Regions from separate parts of the Homo sapiens genome. Here region 2 is linked to region 1. Evidence: chromatin contacts called from ENCODE Hi-C or POLR2A ChIA-PET data. All regions are on one chromosome and are shown on one strand. Each heading gives the region's core, a stretch centred on a gene start or an enhancer-like site at or near the end of the contact. The rest is flanking DNA. Distances are from core to core; before and after follow the strand shown.

Region 1 (6,265 bases), core at 2,118-4,617:
TTTTTGTAGAGATGAGATTTCACCATGTTGCCCAGGCTGGTCTCAAATTCTGGCTCAAGCAATTGTCCTGCCCCAGACTCCTAAAGTATTGGGATTACAGGCATGAGCCACTGTGCCTGGCCTCCATTGCTTTTATTTCAATTATGTATCAAACCTTGGATTCCTGGTCTACTTTCTCATACCACCCATCCTTCCGTTCCATTTCCTGAATTGATGACCTCATTTCCAGAGAAAATAGAAGCCATCAAATTAGAACTTCTCGGTTTTCAACCAGTAATGCTACATGCCAGTGATACCCAACTACTTACAGTTTCTGGTGTAGAAAATGAATAGTCAATTTATTGTTAAAAAGTTTAAAGTCCAATTTTCCTTGAGCCTTGAGTTCAGTTTATAAATCATATTAGTCTATTCATTAATTCAGTACATTTTATATAAAGGTAAAAGAAAAATAATGCAGTTTTTGATACATGTTGATTAATTCAAGTTGAATTCTGTTTAAATATCCAGTTCTACTTATAAACATAACTAACATTAAATTGCATTTTAAAATTAGATAAATGCCCAAGAAAGCTTCCAACAAAACCTTAAAACAAAACCTTCTTAAAACCTTCTCTAAGTCCTTATATAACTTTTGTAAATATAATTAAATTTCACAATATTGTGAATTTTCCTGCTCCCAAACATGTCTTTCTGTGTTTTCCTGTTTTGATAAATGCTACTCAATTTTCTAAGTAAGTAACCCTGGGCTGTGTTGATTCCTTCTCTTCTCCCCACTATATAGAATCAAGTATTGTTTCTTTTTCCTGTATCTCTTATCTCTTCCTAATCCATTACGCTAGTTCAGGCCACTGTCTCTCTCTCTCTCTTTTTTTTCTTTTCTTTTTTTTTTTTTTTTTGCAATGGAGTCTTGCTGTGTTGCCTAGGCTGGAGGGCAGTGGTGTAATCTTGGCTCTTGGCTGACTGCAACCTCCACCTCCTGGGTTCAAGTGATTCTCCCACGTCAGCCTCCTGAGTAGCTGGGATTATAGGTGCGTGCCACTACATCCAGCTAATTTTTTGATTTTTAGTAGAGATGGGGTTTCACCATGTTGGCCAGGCTGGTCTTGAACTCCCGACCTCAAGTGGTCTGCCAGCCTTGGCCTCCCAAGTGCGGGGATTATAGGCGTGAGCCACTGCACCTGGCCACTGTCTCTTGCTTGAATTACTTTATAGATTCCAAACCAGTTGGCATGTTCAAATCCTCTAATTTCTAACAAAATTAGAAATTTTGTTCTTCACTGCTGTAGTCCTTTTGATCTTTTGTTTGTTTTTTCTTTTTGTTGTTGTTGTTTTGAGATGCAGTTTCATTGTTGCCCAGGCTGGAGTGCAGTGTTGCAATCTCAGCTCACTGCAACCTCTGCCTCCCAGGTTCAAGTGATTCTCCTGCCTCAGCCTCCCAAGTAGCTAGGATTACAGGCATGCACCAGCACACTCGGCTAATTTTTTTTTTTTTGAGACGGAGTCTCGCTCTGTCGCCAGGCTGGAGTGCAGTGGTGCGATCTTGACTCACTGCAACCTCCGACTCCCTGGTTCAAGCGATTCTCTTGCCTCAGCCTCCCGGGTAGCCGGGATTGCAGGCACGTGCCACCATGTCCTACTAATTTTTGTATTTTTAGTAGAGACGGGGTTTCACCATGTTGGCCAGGATGGTCTCGATCTCCTGACCTTGTGATCCGCCTGCCTCGGTCTCCCAAAGTGCTGAGATTACAGGTATGAGCTACCTCGCCTGGCATAATTTTGTATTTTTAGTAGAGATGGGGTTTCACCAGGTTGACCTGGCTGGTTTTGAACTCCTGACCTCGGGTGATCCATCCACCTCAGCCTCCCAAAGTGCTGGTATTACAGACATGAGCCACCGCATCCGGCCTTTTGTTTGGTTTTATAACAGCTTTATTGAGATACAATTCACATATCATATAATTTACCTACTTAAATTGTACAATTCAATTGTTTTTTGTGTTCACAGAGTTGTGCAATCATCACTGCAATTTCAGAACATTTAATTATGCCCAGAAGAAATCCTGTATCCATGAGCAGTTACTCCTCATTTCCTCCTCTACTCATCCCCCAGCCCTAAGCAGCCCTTAATCTTCTTTCTGTCTTTATGGATTTGCCTATTCTGGACATTTCACGTTAATTGAATCATGTAGTCTTTTGTAACTGGCTGCTTTGACTTAGTATAATGTTTTCAAGGTTCACCCATGTGGTAGCATAACATCTGTACTTCATTCCCAATAAATGCCAAATCATAGTCCATTGTGTGGCTATGCCACATTTTATTTATTCACTAGTTGATGGACACTTTGAATGGTTCTACTTTTTGGCTGTTAAAAAAATGCTGTTGTGAACGTTCATGTACAAACTTCTGTGAGGATGTGTATTTGCATTTCTCTTGGGGTGACTTCCAAAGCCTAAGAGTGAAATTTTTGGGGGGTATGGAACCTCTGTTTAACATTTTGAGAAACTGACAAACTGTTTTCCAAAGTGGCTACACCATGTTACAATTTTACTAGCAATGCATGAACCTTGCAGTTTTTCCACATTAGCACTAATACTTACTATCTGGGTTTTGGATTGTAGCCATTCTGATGGGTGTGAAGTGGTATCTTACAGTTTTGATTTGCATTTCCCTAATGAGGTTGAGCCTCTGTCTTGTGCTTACTGGCCCTTTGCTTTTTTGGAGCCTTTGATCTTTTAAAAATAGAAATCTGGGTGAATTACGTCCCTGAGTAATGGCTGTGTGGTGAACATTCTTTTCTTCTTAGCCTGGTCACCTCTTGCTTGCTTCAGTTTACAGGTAATTTTCTTCAGGGAGCCTTCCTTGAACCCCGGCTGTTTGCATTCAGCCCACTCTGTTGTTGTGATTGTTTATCTAGACTTCCTTTCTGACCACACTAAGCATAGTTAACAGAGATTATACTTGGCATGGGATTGACTGGATGACTGAATACATAGATGACTGTAGCTTTTTTTTGTTTTTAAACATTTAACTTAAGAAAAAAATTCTGTCTTGGAGTTAGTACCCGAAGCAGTATTTCATGATTTTTGTGTGTTCCTTGTTTCCTCTCATTTTCCCGATGGCACTAAGGCACCTGGCTGGGATCCTATAGAGAGCGACACATTGCAGTTGCTCTCTGCATAGTAAGCTTCCCCCAAGAGTCATAGATGAGGCAAAACCCATGTGTACTCTGAGGCCAGGGCTGAGTGCATAAGGAGCAGCTGCAACTTGCCCTGGGGATATTCTTTGACCTGGAGGAGGCAGTGATGAGGGAAAGGGAAGACAGCGTGGGAACCATCTTGATAAGAAGCATGGGGTTCTGAGAAATAGCCTCCTAGGATTGGTACACTGCAGCTGGTGGCAGAGGTCTTCTTGACCTTGAGTTAGCTTTTTGAGTGAGAATAAATAACAGTCAACTAGCACCTTCACTTCCTGAATTATAGGAGGGACTTTTTTTTTTTTTTTTTAGACGGAGTCTTGATCTGTTGCCAGGCTGGAGTGCAGTGGCGTGATCTCGGCTTACTGCAACCTCTGCTTTCTGGGTTCAAGTGATTCTCCTGCCTCGGCCTCCCGAGTAGTTGGGACTACAGGTGCGCATGCCACCACACCCGGCTAATTTTTGTACTTTTAGTAGAGATGGGGCTTCACCATGTTGGCCAGGATGGTCTCTATCTCCTGACCTCGTGATCCGCCTGCCTCGGCCTCCCAAAGTGCTGGGATTACAGGCATGAGCCACCGTGCCCGGTCTTGTTTTTTGTTTGTTTGTTTTTTGAGACGGAGTCTAGCTCTGTCGCCCAGGTTGGAGTGCAGTGGTTCGATCTTGCCTCACTGCAACCTCTGCCTCCCAGGGTCAAGTGATTCCCCTGCCTTAGCCTCCTGAGTGGCTGGGATTACAGGCGTGCGCCTCCACATCTGGCTGATTTTTTTGTGTTTTTAGTTGAGACGGGGTTTCATTATGTTGGTCAGGCTGGTCTCAAACTCCTGATTTCAAATGATCCATGCGCCTCAGTCTCCCGAAGTGCTGGGATTACAGGTGTGAGCCACTGCGCCCAGCTGGACATCATTTTTAATACTGCATGGAAACTCTTGATTATGGGAGTAGATTTTTTTTCTTTTAGTTTTCAAGAAGTACCTCTTACTTATTTTTTTAAGGACGTCTTATTTCTGAACTGAGAAGTGAATTACACCCTATGATTTTTTGCAGAGTTGTACAAAAACAAATAGAATCTGGATTTGTTCCTATGGTTGTAACTTTACTGAGGTAAATATTATCTTTCTCCATCAAGCTGTCTAGAAATAATCTTCTGTTTTCATTTTCGTCCTCTAAACCTGCTATATATTGCAGATAGGAAATTTCTGAGTCACTGTTTTCTTTTTTAAGCTTACTGGACCCTAACTTCTTTTAGTCTTCCATGCCTAGATTTTTGCTGATTGAGGGACTGTGATAATTTTTTTTTCCTCCTTTGCTCAAGAGTGTGACTTTACTGTAGAAGGCAAAATACTAATTTTCCATGGTCCCAGGTCATTCTGGAATTTTGAGCTCCTAGTCTTCATTTATGTGGTGTAGTTTCTCCATAAGCCTTGCCATAAGGGGAAGAAAAAGAGGAGCTGACCTTATGGTGGAAACATCAATGTTTGGAGAAGAAGTATTGGAGAAATAAGGAGGCTGTTTTAAACAGGGTGGTCATTAAGGTCATCTTGAATCGTTTAGTCCATTATCAGAGGAAAGTCCCCCTGAGGCTTCATCCAGAAGGACCAAAGCTGAGGCCCTAGGAAATGTTCCTGGCCTCAGTGAATAGTAGAGTTAGATGGTGCCTGACCTAGCTAACTGATGCTACTTTTTTTGTCTTCAAATAAAATAAGCACCTTTCTCGGGTATTCTAGGAACCAAAAAGGGCTGGTTTCATGGAAATTATGATTAGTCTTCACAATTTGTATGTTTTAAAAAAATTAAGTAAATGGGCACAAGTTCTTGTGCTGAAAAGCTTGTGTTATAACCGAGAAAGCTGATTTGTAATTTTTTCATTCATTTGTCAAATATTTAAGTACCTACTGTGTGCAAGTATATTTTCACCAGAATTTGTGGGAGACTCACAGTTCAATTAGACATTGAACCTTCTCCTAAGGCGCTTGTCTTCCAGTAGGGTGACGATGCTTGTATGTCAGTACAGGTACTTGTGATAGGAGGCTGAAATTGGTAAGGGTCAAGTGAGGTACTGCTGAAGTTCAGAGGAGGAAGCAATGACCTCTCCTTAGGGGAAGGAGATTACACAAGGTTGCTTGGAGAAGGAGGCATTTGGTCTGAATCTTGAAGGGTTGATTGGTGGGGAATGGAGCCTTTTTGAAGGTGTTCTGATAAAGGAGTGACATGATAGAGTTGTGTTTTAGGATAGCTATTTCTAGTATGTCATGAAAGGAAGAGAGTGAAGACTGGGTGGAAAGTAATGAGAATCTAACCTTTCTTTTTTCTTTTCCTTTTTTTTGAGACAGAGTTTCACTCTTGTTGCCCAGTCTGGAGTGCAATGGCGTGATCTTGGCTCACTGCAACCTCCGCCTCTTGGGTTTAAGTGAGTCTCCTGCCTCAGCCTTCCGAGTAGCTGGGATTACAGGCATGCACCACCACGCCCGACTATTTTTTTGTATTTTTAGTAGAGACGGGGGAGTTTCTCCATGTTGGTCAGGCTGGTCTTGAACTCCTGACCTTAGGTGATCTGCCTGCCTCGACCTCCCAAAATGCTGGGATTACAGGCATGAGCCACCATGCCCGGCCGAGAATCTAACCTTTCTAACTGTAGGGGAAATGAAGAGGTATGACAGATGGGAGACGTTGTAGAGGTAGAATTAGTTGGATTTGGCAACTGTTAGAACAAGGCATATAGTCTTACATGTGGGGGAGGTGTGAAGCATAGGTAATTTGCATTACACCTGTGCCATTAAAAAATTGGGAACACAGGAGGACAAACTGATTTGAGGAAGAAGATGCTAATAAATACAGCTTTTTATTGAGATGAGTGATTTTTGTCATTAGGCAGATGGAAATATTTAATATCTTGAGAAGTCATCAAGGTTAAGATGGAGATACTGAGAATGGGGTAGTTGAAGCCCCGAGGTGGAATAAAATTGCCAAAGGATTTAGTGTCAGATGTATCTTTTCCAAGTTTGTCACATTGCAAAACCTGAAAATCCTCCAGTTTTAGGACAGGATTGCTCTGGTGTTGTTTAAAGAAC
Region 2 (6,764 bases), core at 2,997-5,496, 100 kb after region 1:
AAAAAATTTTAAAAATTAGCCAGGCATGGTGGTGCACGCAGAGTATGCCTTTGGTTTGGGCATGTTGAGGTACCTTTGAGATATCCAAGAAGAGACCCCAGGTGAACAGTTTTCACATGTGTCTGAAGCTGAAGGGGAGATCTGGTAGACATGTACTTGTGTGGATCCTCCTGTGTGTCCTGGTATCTGATTGGTGATGAACGCATTATATATGAGATTGGCCAGGTAGAAAGTAGAGGATGAGAAAAGAGGGAGTGCCCCAACAGAACTTCTACACTGGTTGGCCTAGTATAAGAAGTGGAGGGAGCAGTTAGATAGGCCCTGGAGAGGATCGTGTCTAGAAAGTGAAAGGAAAAGAGGCCTTCCAGGAGGGTGTGTGGCCAGCCCCTGTCAGCTGCTACTGAATAATCAAATAATGATGAGGAAAATGCTCTCCTGAATTTGCTGCAGAGAGGAAATTGCTTGAGTGGGAGTTGCTTCACGGAATATGACATGGTAGACATGGTCCTTGCCTTTGTGGACTTTGCAGTTAGTGGGGAAGTGATGTAAGTTAACAACTGATAACACTAGTGGGATCAATGAGGGCCATTTTACAGGCAGGATTGGGGGGCAAAGAGAAGGCTGGACTCTGGGTAGGTCTGGGAGGCCTCCTGGAATTGGAGAGCAGAAACACTGGAGACTCTGAGGGTCAGTAGAAGGTACACAGACAAAGGGGCGGGGAACAGTATTCCCAGCAGTTGGGTTCTAGGGACTGAAGGAGTGTCTTGAGGCAGCAGGAGGAGCATGCAGGAGGGGTGGAGGTGGAAGCAGTAGGGGAGAGGTGAGGCTGGAGAGGTGAAGGGGCAGCCCCATAATCTTTGAAAAGGAATAGTGGGCATTGTATGCTTTAAATGAATTGTATGCTTTAAATGGTGATTCATATGGAACGTGAATTATATCTGAATTGAGCTATTATGAAAAAAAGTGGTGGGACGTCAGATATGCTGGCTGGCTGGCTGCACTGGAGGACAGATGGGAGGAAGGCTAAGGCAAACAATGTTTTGTAGTCACAAAGATCTGTTAGAAAGCAGTTGTATTCATCTGCATGAGGGATGATGATGGCTTGAAGTAGGTAAGCTAAGATTCAGTTGGAGCAGTGGGTCCATTACAGAGGTGTTCAGGATGTGTCTGGTAGACTAAGTGCTAAGCAAAAATGCCTAGAGTATGGTCAGGCATTTGAAAAATATAAGTATGTCTTACTGTGGTTGAGTGAGGAAGAATTAACTGGAGGACTTCGCTCACTGTATTTAGTCAAAAGTCAAACATCCTAACAAATAGCCTGGCTTGAGCAATGGAGATGAGTAGAGCTTGAGGATTGGGAACTCAGGAGGGAGGGGCAGATTTCCATGGATAAGTGAATTTTACATGACCCAAGAGGAAATATTTTTAATTTTTTTCTTCATTTGTAGTTAATTCTCCATGATTTGTTTCTTAATCATGGAACTGGATAGATTTTACCCCCGCCCAAATAGTTAAGTTTCTTGAGGATAGGGGTGTTTTGGCTACCTTTATATCTTCCATAGCTTATTATCTACCATAGTAGATGTAAATCATGACTGAAATAAATACATATTATTGATATTTTACATTTGTAAAGCACTTTGCAATCTATAAGTACAATTTACATATAGTATACTTGTGTAATTCTCAACAGCAGCATTGTGAAATAGGTAGGTCTTGTCCCCTTTTACAGCAATGAAACTGCGACTCAGACAGGTAGAGTGATTTGCCCAAGGCAGTGCAGCAAGCGGCAGTGCTAAGAACTTGGATCTTGGCTTCTCAGTCCAGTATCCCCAGTTCTGTCCTGGGCCCCTTCCTTAAGCTTAAGTACTGACAGGAAGTGGTTTTCTTTTTTTGTTTTTTAAGAGACAGGGTCTCACTCTGTTCCCTAGGCTGGAGTGCAGTGGTGGTGATCACAGCCCATTGTAGCCTTGAACTCTTGGCCTCAAACAATCCTCCCACCTCCCACCTCAGCCTCCCAAGTAGCTAGGACTACAGGTCTGCACCACCACGCATAGCTAATTTTTAAATTTATTTTTCTTTTGTAAAGATGGGGTCTTGCTGTGTTTCCCAGGTTGGTCTCAAATGATTGCCTCCTTGCCTCAAATGATTTCTCCACTTTGTTATCCCACAGTGCTGGGATTATAGGCATGAGCCGCTGTATCCAGCCAGGAAGTGGTTCTCTTAAATGAGATTTGGACCATGAGTATGACTGAAATTTTTGTGCTTTGTCTGAATTGGTTTTGAGAAGTAGTGTGAGATGTTTGGGGGTGGTGTTGGCTTCATTTTGAAGAGGTAAGATGGTGTTTGTAGAGGCTGAAGTAACCTAAAATGAAGAGTAATTCTGTATATTGGCTCTGCTGAAAGCTTTGATTCTTTCCCCTAGATTAAGTGGGGAATCTAATAGGATCAAAAAACTGTGAGGAATCTGGCCTTCAGCTAAATAGGTGAAGCTGCCATTTTTTGAGCTTTGGCAACTGCCCACATATTCTTACTTAAGATGAAATGATGATGTATAATCTTCTAATCAGGAAATGATTGAGAGGAATATACTTAAAAGGAGTCCTAAGGGTACTGCCTTTGGAAATGTGTAACTCATAAGTCTATTTTGAATATCCTCTGCACTCAAGCGTGAGCAATAAATGTTCTCATGAGTTTTAAAAGTTTTGTCAAAAAGTTGTACTCACTTCCTGGGTGATCTCATTCAGTCTCATGGCTTTAAAAACTAAATTATTATCTCCAGCCTGGACCTCTGCCAACTTCGACTCTGTGATTTTCTAGGCTTCTTGATCAAGCTTAACACATTCAAAGCCAAATTCCTGGTCTCCCCATGAAACTCAAACAGCAGCTTCATCCATCCAGGCCAGATGTCCTTTTTCTTTTTTCCCTCTCTCTCTCACCTCTCAAGTTTATCAGCACATCCTATTTATTTGACTCTTACCTTTAAAACATACAAACATGAGACTTTCCCCATTCTCTGTTGCTACTACCCCAGCCCTTCCCAGCTGCTGCTTGTCTTCCCGGGGTGATCGTGCCCCACTGCGCTCCTTGAGGTTTTATCAGCGGCCAGAGTGATCTCCGGTAAACAGAAGTCAGATCATGCCTTTCTTTGCTACTCACATCCCTGCTAAAGTGTCATTCGAGTAACTTCATTTCACTTGAGTAAAAGCCAGAGTCCTTTCCCTGGCCCATGAGGCCTGCCAGGATCCAGGTCCTCCTCCCCCTGCCCCTTCAACCTCTGAACTCATCTCTGACCTCTCTCCCCCTTTTTGTGCTATTCCTGCCCCTCTGGTCTCCTGTGTCTTGAGTGGGCCTGGCTCATTCCTGCTTCTGGACCTTGCACTTTTTCCCCTCTTCAGGAATCACCTCCCTTCATGTGTCCTTGGCTTTCTCTCTAATGCTCCTACTCAGGGTCAAAGCCCCCTCAGAGAGGCCTTCCCTGAACATCTTGTTTAAAATTGCAGTCCTGCAACACTGTGTCCCCCTTAGATTTCCCATGTAAGATCTTCTCATTAGGTATGGTGCCTTTTGTTGGTGGTCTCTCTCCACTGCTGAGCACATAAGCTCAAGATAAGGGCAGGGGTTTTATGTTGAGTTTTCTGCTGTTTACCAACACCTGGAGCTGTAAATAGCACATAATAGGCATTCACTTGACATTTGTTCACTGAGTAGCTGAAGCTTGTTGTAAATCTGAAATGTATTCTACATTAGATTTTCTTCCTTTTCTTATTTAAAGCATGTTATAATGTGTTTCCTGTTTCACTGGGTTGGGTAGTGATTGACACAGATATTTTCAATGTTTTTGGCTTTCCGACTGGAGAAAAATAGCTTTGGGGGCAGAGTGAGTGTGTTTCTTAAATCTGTCTGCGTGAATCATCAGCATGGATGAATGTAGGAGAAGTTGGTGCCTGTGAAGAGCTGGAGATCCTGGCAGCACAGGCAGCAGGAGTTCCTGTGCAAGCCAGATAGGGTTGAGCTCTGAGACAGCTGCACTGGAATCCTACTTCGTGCCCATTGGCTGCGTGGCCTTGTGCAGATGATCTCTTCTGAGTTCTGTAGACTGTAAAGCGAGGATGACAACTTCTGTCCAGTTCACTTCATGAGTTGGAAGAATCAAATGAGGGACTTGCTCTGTAAACCTCATGGTGCTATAATAAAGATGCTGTTGTTGTATCGTCTACTTTGTAGATCATTTCTAGCAAATTGAAGTGACAACTCTCCTTCTCAGTGCCATCTGGTTCCTCTCTGGGTCCCTTTCTTTATCTGTCACATCATTGGTATGTGTTGATCACTGTACACTAAGGCGCAGAAGAATTATAATTCATATGCTAAACATAGAGGAAAAAAATATATTCCCATTGAGCTGTATTTTAGAGCCAAATGTAAATGGTAATTGGATTGACTTTTGCTTAGATTATTAATGTTCATACTTATCTGAAAGTTGGTTATATAAATATGTCATTAATATATAAATGATATGGTATTAATTATTCATATAATTTAATATATTAATATAACATGCAGATTATGTAATATATAAATAGAGCCAACTTTCAGATAAATCAGAACATTGATTTTATAAATATACACATATACTGGATTTTGTTTTATAGACATCTTTATTGTTTCTTGAATTTTTAACTTTCTTGCTCACTTTTGGCAGAAACAACTCTATTTTCTTTGTAAATAGAAACAGTGTATGATTTTGTAGTGAGTAGTGTTGAATGTACAATTTGGACTTACTATTTTTTCTCTTTGAGTGCTGAAAAAATGTTTTCTACACAGTTTTCTGGAGCAGTTATCTTGTTAACCCCAGGGAGAATGATTTTTTTTCTTAAAGTTATCAGAAGTGTTTCTGTCTGAAACTGCAGTTGCAGTGGAGAGGTTTTCAGCCCAAGCTTTTCATTCTTTTTGGACTCCTAGTAGACACTGATGAGTTTTCAGGGTCAAAGAGGAACATTTTAACAATGGTGTTAGCTGATCGTTTTTTGTTTGTTTTTTATTTTGAGACGGAGTCTCGCTTTGTCTCCCAGGCTGGAGTGCCATGGCACAATCTTGGCTCATTGCAACCTCCGCTTCCTGGGTTCATACGATTCTCCTGCCTCAGCCTCCCGAGTAGGTGGGATTACAGGCACCCATCACTGCACCCAGCTAATTTTTGTATTTTTAGTAGAGACAGGGTTTCGCCATCTTGGCCAGGATGGCTTCGAACGCCTGACCTCAGGTGATCCGCCCGCTTCAGCCTCCCAAAGTGCTGGGATGACAGGCATGAGCCACCGCCCCTGGCCTGATAGTTTTCTTTCTTTCATGATTGGCTCGTTCATGCTCTAAACTTAAGACTTGTCGAGGAAGTAGTAGGTCTCTGTATTTTCAGTTGCTAGCACTAGTAGCCTACCAGGACTTGGGAGTTTATGACTATCTGTTTAGCAGACGGTTCATCTGGGCAAAACTTTTGTAGGCAGTGATAATTTTTCCTTTTCTTGAAATATGTTTAGAAAATGGAAATCCTGTTTGAAACAGCATGTTTCTTACATAGAAGGAAGTAATCTAGTTTTGTGCTACATGCGTTCCTTCTTCTAATGTAGCTTATGATGCATGATTGCTCCTTCATCACCTATCTTCCAAAGACTAAATACTTTCTATTTTGCTGAATGTCTAAGGATATTTGAGATGCTTATGAGGAGGTCTTTTCTGGTAAGAGGTTTGACCTAAGAGCGCTGCAGAGAATATATGGTAATTGTTATGGTTTTAGCATGACCAAAGAGAATTTTCTTTTTTCTTTCTTTCTTTCTTTCTTTTTTTTTTTTGAGATGGAGTCTCTCTCGTTGCCCAGGCTGGAGTGCAGTGGCACGATCTCAGCTCACTGCAACCTCTGCCACCTGGGTTCAAGCGGTTCTCCTAACTCAGCCTCCCGAGTAGCTGGGACTACAGGTGTCCACCACCACGCTCGGCTAATTTTTTGTATTTTTAGTAGAGATGGGGTTTCACCGTGTTAGCCAGGATGGTCTCGACCTCCTGACCTCGTGATCTGCCCACCTCGGCCTCCCAAAGTGCTGGGATTACAGGTATGAGCCACCATGCCTGGCTGACCAAAGAGAATTTTCTCTGCATCTGAAGCATGTAACTGCAAACTGATTTGTTTGTGGTTGTCAAGTAAAGAGGACCAATCTTTTGTTTGTTTATATGCACTGTTTCCTTTCTCACCCTAGTTGCATGAGAAACAGAAGCTTCTTAGATTGATCGGTTGCCTCCTTTTGTTGCATTTGAGCATTGAGAACAAGGACCATGAGTTTTCTCCTCCATTGTGGTTTTAGTTCTAACACTTGGCACATAGTATTTAGTAAAGATTTGTTGAATAAGTGAGATAGGGTATTGGGGAAGATCATAAGAAAAACAAAAGATAAATTATTTATTTATAAATTTATTGTTAGGTCTATTCCAAAACTGACTTAGAAAGACAAAATTTTTTCCTGCTATAAAATATCTGTAAGAACTGTGTTAGCTTGGAGTTTGGGATTCACTTTTCCCATTGCAGACGCTTAAAAACCTCAAGACTTTTCTTGTTGGGTTTCTTTTTGGGGAGTACTTTATTAGGGATACCATTTATAGTAGAAATCTGGAAGACTGTAAAAACCACTTAATATTCCCGAAAGATGGAAGCTTGTTTCTGGAAGCTGTTATGTTTTGTTAAGGCAGAGACAATACATTTTCTTTTCTTTATTGAG

What was found. A loop is a pair of places that touch in the nucleus more often than their neighbours do. ChIA-PET counts read pairs that join two places held with the same protein, here RNA polymerase II (POLR2A). Pooled maps may share reads with other maps.
Region 2: a loop to region 1 is called in a pooled map, with 2.6 times the contacts of the local background. The contact joins two enhancer-like sites. A Hi-C loop is called at or near these places in 2 of 50 pooled maps. POLR2A ChIA-PET finds 5 or more read pairs at or near these places in 8 of 52 experiments (GM12878, H1, HepG2 and 5 more).

What each region holds. Positions count from the first base shown.
Region 1 is chr1:8,761,178-8,767,442 of GRCh38, reverse strand. All of the region lies in intron 1 of RERE (arginine-glutamic acid dipeptide repeats), which reads left to right. Among named protein-coding and RNA genes, the nearest start is that of RERE, 53 kb to the left of the region's middle. RefSeq lists an enhancer at 3,323-3,372. Within about 2 kb of position 3,367, at least 4 of the 41 ENCODE cell types and tissues checked have a DNase peak (open chromatin) inside an H3K27ac peak, as active enhancers do; they include GM12878, where a contact is called at or near this core.
Region 2 is chr1:8,657,838-8,664,601 of GRCh38, reverse strand. The region is part of intron 1 of RERE (arginine-glutamic acid dipeptide repeats); the gene reads left to right. Among named protein-coding and RNA genes, the nearest start is that of RERE, 160 kb to the left of the region's middle. RefSeq lists an enhancer at 132-181. Within about 2 kb of position 4,246, at least 28 of the 41 ENCODE cell types and tissues checked have a DNase peak (open chromatin) inside an H3K27ac peak, as active enhancers do; they include GM12878, where a contact is called at or near this core.